Regions from separate parts of the Homo sapiens genome. Here region 2 is linked to region 1. The links are chromatin loops, found by intact Hi-C in ENCODE. Cell type or tissue: OCI-LY7. All regions are shown on one strand. Links, peaks and the distances in the headings refer to the core of each region. The heading gives the core; the rest is flanking DNA. Region 1 overlaps GMDS (GDP-mannose 4,6-dehydratase). Region 2 overlaps GMDS (GDP-mannose 4,6-dehydratase).

Evidence for each region. Hi-C counts contacts between places; a loop is a spot of excess contacts. Peaks named below come from ENCODE experiments on the same cell type or tissue, not always from the same donor. Only the 100,000 strongest peaks of a DNase experiment are listed, where the experiment ranks them.
Region 2: a loop joins it to region 1, with 5 times the contacts of the local background. A loop is called at or near these places in 1 of 110 quality-filtered maps.

Annotation. Positions count from the first base shown.
Region 1 is chr6:1,737,327-1,742,705 of GRCh38, forward strand. It overlaps GMDS (GDP-mannose 4,6-dehydratase), which reads right to left. Exons shown (of 11, transcript NM_001500.4): 8 at 5,142-5,260. Among named protein-coding and RNA genes, the nearest start is that of FOXC1, 130 kb to the left of the region's middle. RefSeq lists an enhancer at 2,340-2,679. In OCI-LY7, for the core only: no CTCF peak of the experiment used is centred there; DNase peaks (open chromatin) are centred at 2,095 and 2,535; H3K4me3 peaks cover 2,129 bases; H3K27ac peaks cover 2,070 bases.
Region 2 is chr6:1,663,277-1,668,655 of GRCh38, forward strand. The region is part of intron 9 of GMDS (GDP-mannose 4,6-dehydratase); the gene reads right to left. LOC107986514 (a long non-coding RNA gene) reads left to right here. Exons shown (of 2, transcript XR_001743788.2): 1 at 1-2,628; 2 at 3,572-5,046. Among named protein-coding and RNA genes, the nearest start is that of FOXC1, 56 kb to the left of the region's middle. RefSeq lists enhancers at 2,065-2,294, 2,305-2,474. In OCI-LY7, for the core only: no CTCF peak of the experiment used is centred there; a DNase peak (open chromatin) is centred at 2,125.

The DNA of each region.
Region 1 (5,379 bases), core at 140-5,139:
AATTAGTCAAGACAAGTATTTGCCTGTTTGGGTTATCCTACTATCATCTTAATTGTAGGAGAAAAGTGTTTCCTTTTCACACTACATACTTAGTGGTAAGTTGATGTGAAAGGAAAAACAAAACACAGCACTAAAAAGAGCCCCAACAATGCAATGTGCTCCACACACACACAAACACACACACACACACACACAGAGATACACACACATACACACCACACACACAGATACACACACACACCACACACACAAAAATACACACACATACACACACCACACACACCACAAACACACACACAGATACACACGCACACATACATACACATACACACACCACACACACAGATATACATACACACATACATACACACACACGCACACACCACAAAGACACACCACAAACACACACACACATACACATACACATACACACACACCACACACACAGATACACATACATACACACATACATACACACACATACACACACACCACAAAGACACACCACACACACAGATACGCGCACAGATATGCACACATACACACATACATACACACGCAACCCCACACACATACACACCACACACCACACACAGATACATACACACCACACACACATACACAGATACACACATACATACACACACATACACACACACCACAAACACACCACACACACAGACACACATACACACATACACACACCACACACACACACCACATACACCACACACATACACACATACCACACACACACCACACACATACACACCACACATATACACACACACCACACACCCATACACACATACACACACAGATACACATACACACACACAGACACATACACACACACATATACACACATACACACACACATACACACACACAGATGCTATCAAAAGAAAGCAGTTGTCATAAGGCTGCCTTTCTCAATACAAATGACTGTGTAAGAATTTAAAACGTTACCTTACATTTTATCAGGACTGCATGTGGTACTGATCTGCTTCCCCGAATATCTTCTACTAACCCAAACTCAAATTAATGTGCTATTTTCTAATAAATGCAAAACAAAAATTATTCAAATTACTCAAGTGATGTCAAAGACTTCAAGAGGAAATATCTGTGTCGATTCTAAATATACAGATGGCGACACGTGTCAAGCCTTTTCGGAGAACATTACAACGGATAAATTTTAAAAACGATAACAAAAATGGGAAGAGACAGCAGAGCTTAGAATAGCAAAAGTGAGAATGTTCCAGATGCTGATTGGTGTGTCTGATACGGTACAGCCTCATGTAATATGAGGCAAGGACACAAAGCACAACAAGTAGAACTCTGAGCTAGCAGAAAGCTTTCTAGCTTAATTAATGGCAATGCTAATGAGACTAGAGAGCTTGGCTGTCCTTCACCCTCTACATCTGGCTGTTCACCAAATCCCGCTGATTCTAAGACTCAAATCAATCGCTCCTCTCCCTCTCCATGTTCTCGGCTGAATGCAGATCCTCCTCATCCTTAGCTGGACAGCTCCAACAAGCCTCTAGGGAGGAAGCATGGTGGTTTCCCTCAAGCTGTCCCCACCATATGAGAGGGAATAAGGCTAACCATGAAATCTGCGGAAATCAGGATGACAGTGGGTGTTTCTGGGAGGACTTTCTGGATAAGCTGGCTTTTGGGATATCCACTTGTGCTTAATTAAGTATTTACAGAGCACCGTCAGCTGTTGAGAGCACTGAGGATAACCTGGGAAGGAGACGATGCCCACAGGCATGAAGACCTGGGTCTGTGTTCACTGCAAATATCCTATCACAAAGTTTTTTTTGACAGCATATGAACAAGAAGGATAAAAAGTGCACATAAAGGAAAGAGGAGCGTCTTGGGTCACAACATACTCATTTCAGACCCTGGCTCTGCTACTCCCTTGCTGTGTGACCTGGGGAGAGCACTGAACTGCACTGTGCCTCAGTTTCCTTCTCAGTGCAATAGTGCCCCAGCCCTGGAAATTAAACACAGTAGGGGTGCGGCTCCTGGCATGCCTCCAGGCTCGCCCTAACCACTCCCTGCGTGCCGCGGTGAGCATGGGCTGTCTCTGTCTGTCTTGGAGCACATCCTGCCGTTCTTCTGCAATAGCATCCTGCTATAGGGGAAGACCCTGCTCCCCCGCATTCAAACAGTGGACTTTCAGTGGGGCTGCTCATCCCAGAATCCTCACACCCTGAAAACAGGCCAAGGCCTGGGATCCAGTCCCACGCTGGCCACAGCGACAGGTCTAGGGATAACTGCAGGACCCACAAGGGCCAGCCACAGTCCTTCCTCAGGATTTTTCTAGGTGGATTGTTCTTAAAGGTTCTATTCCTCTTTTGACTGTGTGAGGCTGTGTCCCCAGAAAGGCAGTCTAGACTGCCCTCTGCCATGGGGAGCAGCTGAGGGATGGAGGCAACATCCCAGGGCACTGGAGCCAAGAAGCAGAGGGGCCCTGAAGGAGCACCAGGTACCTAAGGCTACTCTGAGTTCAGTTTCAGTTCCTGAAAAACAGAAGAACTCTGACTGCTGGGAAAGTCCATTCACTTTTCTCCCTTTCCTAATATAGTACTAAACAGTTTCACTATGCTTAAGCCTTTATTAGCATAGATACTTCACACATTTAAAAAATAATTCATGCGTATCATCCTTCGCAACTTTTGGAGCATAACAGGACACTCCTAATAATAAAATGTCATGTTTGATTCCTACAGAGAACATAAACAAAAGTGCACATATTTTTTAAAGAATAAGATGTTATGCTTACATCTTATTTTTCTCATTAAACTTGTTTAAGTATAATCTGTGTTATTCACATATACAATATAAATTTGTTAAAATATGTTAGAGAGTTATTAAAAAAAGTAATTAATGAGAGTGGCAGATATTAATTTCTGCTAAACTATACGTTTTAATTAAAATTTTTGGGCCAGGTGCGGTGGCTCATGCCTGTAATCCCAGCACTTTGGGAAGCCGAGGTGGGCGGATCACTTGAGGTCAGGAGTTTGAGACCAGCCTGGCCAATATGGTAAAACCCCGTCTCTACTAAAAATACAAAAATTAGATGGGCGTGGTGGTCCATGCCTGTAATCCCAGCTACTTGGGAGGCTGAGGCAGGAGAATCACTGGAACCCAGAAGGCGGAGGTTGTAGTGAGCCAAGATCGTGCCACTGCACTCCAGCCTGGGGGACAGAGTGAGACTCCGTCTCAAAAAAAAAAAAAAAGGAGGGTTACTTAGAAGCAACATAAATTTTATATTTGAAAAGTATAAAAAAACCCTCAATTCCAAACATAATCAATCCAACAATGCATTTTTCAGTCCACAAGAGAAGAAGGCCAATTTTTTTTTTTGAAAAATGAGGTATCTTCTTTAAAAAATAAAATAGAAGGCCAAAAGAATCAACATAACCAAATTACACTTCAAAGATTATTTTATATCTTCTTGCTTCCTATCTATATGCTATTTTCCAACTCCCCATATTATACGTAAAATTTGAAAAAGATCTTATTTTTGCCTTAATTTTCTATAATTAATGTCATTAGTTTCCTGCACAAAGTTTTCATGCAAAACAAATTTATGTAACTCTTGGCCACGAATTGTCAATATTTTTCATAAAATTGGAAGTATATTGAGACAAAATGTTCACAAAATAATTGGGCAGTATCTCTTTTTCTGAGTGTTCTTATTTTTGTTTTTAAAATTTTAATTGACACATTATAATTGTACACATTTATGGGGTACATTTTGATATTTTGACACATGTATATGTTGTATAATGATCCATTCAGGGTAGTTAGTGTATCTCTATCAGCTCATGCACATATTTCTTTCTGGTGACAACATTAAAAATTCTCTCTTCCAGCTATTTTGACATATACAATAGGTATTGTTAACCTTAGACACCCTATTGTACAACAGAATACCAGAACTTATTTCTCCTATCTTATTGTTACTTTGTACCCATTTACCATTCTCTCCCCAGCCTCTTTCCACCCATCCCTTCCTCAGCTTCTGGTAAGCACCATTCTACTCTCTGCTTCTCTATCATCTTTCTTTAGATTTCACAGGAGTGATATCATTCAGTACTTGTCATTCTGTGTCTGGCTTCTTTCACATAACATGATGAAAGAAATTTGGAAAATTTTCCAAATTTCTTTCATCTTTCTTTTAAGATGTTTTTGGCCAGGCGTGGTGGTTCATGCCTGTAATCCCAGCACTTTGGGAGGCCAAGGCGGGTGGATCACCTGAGGTCAGGAGTTCGAAGACTAGCCTGGTCAACACAATGAAACCCCATCTCTACTAAAAATACAAAAATTAGCTGGGCATGGTGGGGCATGCCTGTAATCCCAGCTACTTGGGAGGCTGAGGCAGGAGAATTGCTTGAACCTGGGAGGTGGAGGTTGCAGTGAGCCAAGATCGCACCACTGCACTCCAGCCTGAGCAACAGAGCAAGACTCTGTCTCAAAAAAAAAAAAAAAAAAAAAAAAAAGAAGGTGCTTATATTGAGACAAAACATTTAAAACTAAAAAAAGTAAAATAAAATAGTATTTAAAAATAAATGAAAGTAAAAACATCTTTCTTTTTTTTTTTTGAGATGGAGTCTTGCTCTTTCACCCAGGCTGGAGTGCAATGGCATGATCTCAGCTCACTGCAATCTCTGCCTCCCGGGTTCAAGCGGTTCTCTTTCCTCAGCCTCCTGAGTAGCTGGGATAACAGGCGCGCACCACCACGCCCAGCTAATTTTTGTAGTTGTAGTAGAGATGGGGTTTCACCATGTTGGTCAGGCTGGTCTTGAACTCCTGACCTCATGATCCTCCTGTCTCGGCTTCCCAAAGTGCTGGGATTACAGGCGTGAACCACCGCGCCTGGCCAAAAACATCTTAAAAGAAAGATGAAAGAAATGTGGAAAAACTTGGTTTAGATGCTGACCAACATCTGACAAATAACACAAGTAGGGCTGGATGCAGAGCAGAGCAAAGGCCCCACTCTACACTGAAACTTTCTGTATTGCTCTTCAGGAGAGTGAAGGGGGAAGATGACAGCCAGAACCGAGGCTTCAGCAAGCTCAGGTGCATACCTGCCAGAGAGCTACAAGTAGTCATTTCTCAGGTATACTTACACAATGGTTTTTCCAATGTGCAAGAATGATTTCTCGACAAATTCCCGGACACTATGGACCTCCCCAGTAGCTATAACGAAGTCCTCCGGCTCATCATTCTGCAACATCAACCACATAGCCTAGAGGGAAAGAGAGGCAAGTTCACTTTGAAGTCACACTCAGTGGCCACACATTGTTTTCCAGTGCACATAATCAGATATGGACATCGACAGCTGGAACATGAGCATGAATTTCATAG
Region 2 (5,379 bases), core at 184-5,183, 74 kb before region 1:
GCAGGTCGTTGGCTCAGAAAAGGCAGCCACTGTTTTCATTTAGGAGCCCAGCTCAGTCTGAACTGTGGGACCTCCTTCACCAAAGCACCCCCATATTGCTTCTTGTTCTCACCTACTTAACTGAAACGTCCCAAAGTTCCCTAGAAGAGATTTTAGCTATCATCTCTCCTAGAAGAGCAGGAAACCAAGCTCCCTTTTCCTTGCTTTTATCCTTGCCCCTGCGGAATTTTTCCAAAGGTACCAGTGATGTTTTTGTGAATGCAAGTACACGGCGGCCCTCCTCCTCACAGCCTGGAACCCCAAACCCTACCACTGGCCTGCACCGCCTTATGTGACTGCTTGTGGCTACTGCCCTCACCATTTCTCTGTGCCAGGAATACTGGCCCCACTGCTGTTCCTTCAACTGGCAAAGCATACACCTGCCACAGGGCCTTTGCACAGGAGTCCCCCGGTGACTGGTGAAGATCCGTGTGCCCTGCTCCCTCATTTCCTTCATGGCTCTGCTGAAATGTCTCATCAGAGAGGCCTTCCTTGATCACCTTTACCCTGCTTTATTTTTCTTCATGGCACAGATCTCCTCCTGACATGTTATTAACATGTTTGTGGTCTGTGCCCTCCTGTATGAATGGGAGCATGTAATTTATTTGTTGTAATTTGTTGGAATAAGTCACCTACTGGCTTAGCACCCTCAGGACCCAGAGCAGTGCCTGGCACACGGTAGGCACCCAGTAAGAATTTGTTGGATAAGTGCTTACATTTATTTCAACAAATAAATCACATGCATGCCCCGTTATAGTTCTTTACAATAATTAGGCTAAAAGTTGCTTATAAAAAGAAAAAGAAGTAACCTAGTCAAATTTTACTTTGGTGTTTCTTAAATGTTACCCATTCTTACTGCAAAAATCAACTCTTGGAATCTTTATCATTTCTCTGTAAGGCCGAGAATCTGCCCTTTGCTACTTGAATCTTGTGTCAGCCTTCAGTCAAAACTAATGAAAGTCTGGGCCAATGAGCTGGCCCCAGATTTCTGGATCATCCAAGCATCTCCTTCACTCTCTGGACCCTCTCACCTGCCCACCCCCTGGAACCACACTGTCCTCTGTCACCAACAGTGAGGTGGGGGAGTGTTCTTACAACTTCATCGTTCACTCACATGGGAGACCGTGAGTATTCTCTTCAGAGGAGAGGAATTGTTTCTCCTTAGAGAGGCGTGAGATGAATGAGTGTCCTGTTCTCCCTAGAGTCCCCGATTCATGGTGTCTGGCCACTCCTACAGGCACAGCACGGACAATCACATAACGAAGCTGAAAGCAATGTGCTTTTGAGTATAAGCCATACTGGTTAGAGGTGATTTACTGTGTCACTCTGTCACATTGACATGTTTGAGACTCATGTAAACTATTCCCTGATCAGCCACAGTTCTGGCCTAACAGGGGGCAATGCTAATGTTTAATAATGTAAGCATAATATTTAATTTGGAAAGTACTAGTGATTATATAGTAGTAAAGAGGCTTCACATGTGGGTAGAGATTTTTTAAAAATCTCATTGATACCAAGGTATAGTGCAGTAGAAACATTTTGAAACTAAAGTTAGAAGCGTCCTAACTGTAGAATGAACATATTCACGTCACTATTGTTCACCAGGATCGCTCTCACACACCACACGTGCTATGTGAATACAGATAGACTTCTGCATACTCAGCTGGCTTTGCACATCTCTACCACAGAGTACGTGTATCTCTTGGACAGAGTATGACTGGTGGAAGTGGCAGTTGGCAGTTTATCTTTGATCACTATATTCAGAGGTGGCTTATACTTTTTAATTTTTTTTATTATTATACTTTAAGTTCTAGGGTACATGTGCACAATGTGCAGGTTAGTTACATATGTATACATGTGCCATGTTGGTGTGCTGCACCCATTAACTCGTCATTTAACATTAGGTATATCTCCTAATGCTATCTCTCCCCCCTCCTGGCTTATACTTTTAAGGGCACAAAATATATAACCATGATTGCTTGAAAGGGATTTGTTTCAATTCCTTGTTTGAAGGAGGTAATGGGCCAGCCTAAGAATCAAAAGTGACAATGAAATATAAAATGTATAACCATGATTGCTTTAAAGAGATTTGTTTCAGTTCCTTGTTTGAGGGAGGTAATGGGCCAGCCTAAGAATCGAAAGTGACAATGAAATATGAATGTAAAAGAGGAAGGGAGACAGACCTCTGGCTTGTTAGTACAACAGAATACTTACTTGGGGTTCACTTTATACATTACTTTCCCCCATTTTCCTACCCATTTGGGTAGGAATGAGATCTGCCAGGAAGGTGCACGGGGCAGAAGGCTTTGCTGTTGTTTTCCATGTCTTGGTTTCCTTCCTTTACCAGGACCAGAGCAGGAGGCCTCCTTTCTGCTCTCTGGGGGCCACATACTCCTGCCTCGATGGGCCACAACTGGATGAAGGAGGATACACGTGTGCCTTGCTACACATAATAGCTAAACAGCCCTAGAAAAACAGGGTCTGTGTACATATCATCATGTCTTCAGGCTACAAGGAAGCCCGCTGTGTGAAAAAGCTCTCCTGAGCTCAAATAAGAACTACTTTCTAAATATCACCTTAATATATCTGGTAGGTTTGGATTTGGTATGTCAAGTTGAGTCCTATAATACATAGACTATTTCCTTCTGGAGACCGTATTTTTAATTTCAGCGACTTGGAGGAGTTAAACTCGACCTCTGGGCACACTGACAGCCAAGTGGGTCATCAGCAGAGGAGTGACAACGACACTTCCATTCATGTAGGGCTTCCGGTCTACAGGAGGGCTTTCATATAAGTGGGCTGAGTGTATGGGAAGTGAACTGATTAGGCATTTGCCCCTTGTTATGGATGAAGCAGCAAAGGCCGTGAGAGTCCCTGAGGGTCAAGTCGCTCTGAGATCCTAGAGACGGGAGTCCTGCTCTGCCCAGCATCCTCTCCCCTGCACCACAGTACCTGCATCCCCTCCTTTTCTGTGCCGTCTTTATTTTACAGTGTGGATCTGGTGGGCTAGGGTTCCTCTCCTGTTGGTCCTGATGATGCACCAAGACCAAGAATATTTCTTATTTATGGAGGAAATATGGTTAAGTGCTAAGTGTACAGCCCTGACCCTTCCTCTACCCTCTCAGCCTAGTTACACCAGGGAGGTAAATCCCTACCTGTTTGTCTACCTACTTGTTTATATTAAAAGTTCTTGCAAATTTAAAAGGTTATACACTCAATGATCCAAAGGTGAAGTTGAGAAGACTATAAAAGACCTTAGGCAATATGAAATTATACAGTCAGCTTTTCACGTGACGGTGGTGTGATCACTAATGGAATCACCGAGTTTCCACAGAATGAAAAGGACCCTTGGGATCCGGAGCTACAGTTTAAGCTGGTCCCTCTCTGGAGGTGTTGCGTAGTAGGCTTCTCCTGTAACGTCTACGGCTGACTTATGACATTTACATTTTTGGTCCTCAAGGTCACAGTGTCCTTCTAAGCGGAACGATAGTGGAGACTGGGAACTAACTTCTTCATCTCCTCTCTTTGACAGCCTGAACTCAGCTTGGCACTGGCTTTCTATCCACCTTCTGCCCAGCAGTGAATGGAGTCAACTCTCCCATTAATGGAGCACCCTCTGGGGGAAGGGCACTGTGTTTTCTGCTGAGCGCTAGGACCTTCACAGTCTCCACAGAGCAACAAACCAGAACTCAGCGAGAAGAGCAATGCCAAAGAGGAGGCCTAGCGTGCAGACACACATGAGCCTAGAGCAGCTGTGCCCACCCCATGCCTCTACCATTGACTCAATGAGGACAGCTGTCTTTGAGAGTGGTGACGGTAGGGTTCTATAGAAGAAGCAGGTCTGTTAAGCAATCTGCGAGATGGCCGGCCTCAGACCAATCAAAGTCTACCATTTTGTCTTATCTATCTAGAACCATAACTCAAAAATGAAATTGCCCCAGCTTTTCTCCTCCCACCATTAAATTCCATTCAATCATAGCAGGCAAAATGCAGTCACGCTCAAGCAGCCAGATGTTATCATTACAGACTGCTCTTTATAAACCCATGCTGAAACCTGAGTGGTTGATGAGACCAGCTAAGCAGTTGTACCTTTGACCCAATTGCATTAAACTTGCCCTATCAATTTAAGCTCAGTATAAACACCATTTCCCAGAGCCCCTCGTGAAGTCAGCAGTGAGAAGAAGCTGACTAAGCCTAAACATTTTTTAACAGCAATCTTGTCTTACAACACCAAGGGGATTTGCTGGGTATCTGGGGCTTTATAAAACCATATGAACATGCTGAAAGAATTAAAATCCTTTAAAAATGAAAAATTGATGGTGACAGTCCTGTCTGAAGACTAACTGGTCTAATGGCAACATGGAATGGGCACTTTTGTATTTTTTTTTCTTTTTTTTTTGGTCTGAGACACTTTTGTATTGTTTTGTAAGTAATATATTTGTATTATTTTTCTTCTTCTCAAATGTTTGCCTTAAGGTGGCCATTCCAATTTTTTTTAAATGAAAAAAAATGTGCCCCACTTATCAGTAAATTGGACATTTTAAGAGGAATTGAACATATTTACTGTCCTGGTTAAGTTTCTTTCTAATGAAGACTGGGACCCTCTCCGTATTCAAACATTTCAGATAATAAGATCACAGTTATCTCCACATCACATGCGGCTGACATCCCGGGAGTCTGGCCTATGCACAAGTCCCAGGGTGAATGAAGGGAGTGATCGTACCTGGCTATTGATTTGCTAATATTTCAATAAAACTTAGATGTTCTATAAAAATGTAAGCATATATTTGTCTTTGTAAATAAATATACCTCAGTGTAAAGGTATTTCAAAAGAGAAGGCTGATCTTAGAGGTGTTTACTTTTTTCTTTTTTTGCTTTGTATAAAAAGTTTATTCAGTTACTTTGTGGCTGAGTTTCCAAATAAGTAGGATACTGTTACTTTCTGTTAAAATGCTAAAATAGGATACTGGAGAACAAATAAATGTTGAAGATTTATAAACTCTTTTAGAAATGACTTCGTAATATATCTTAATAAGATAAAAAGGCCTTTGAATTATAAACTGTAGATTATAAAAATTAGGTAGAAAATGTAATATTTTAAGACACACTGGGGGCCAGGCGCAATGGCTCATGCCTGTAATCCCAGCACTTCAGGAGACCAAGGCAGGCGGATCACCTGAGGTCAGAAGTTTGAGACCAGCTTGGCCAACATGGTGAAACCCCATTTCTACTAAAAATACAAAAATTAGCTGGGTGTGGTGGTGCACGCCTGTAATCCCAGCTACTTGGGAGGCTGAGGCAGAACTGCTTGACCCTGGGAGTCGGAGTTTGCAGTAAGCT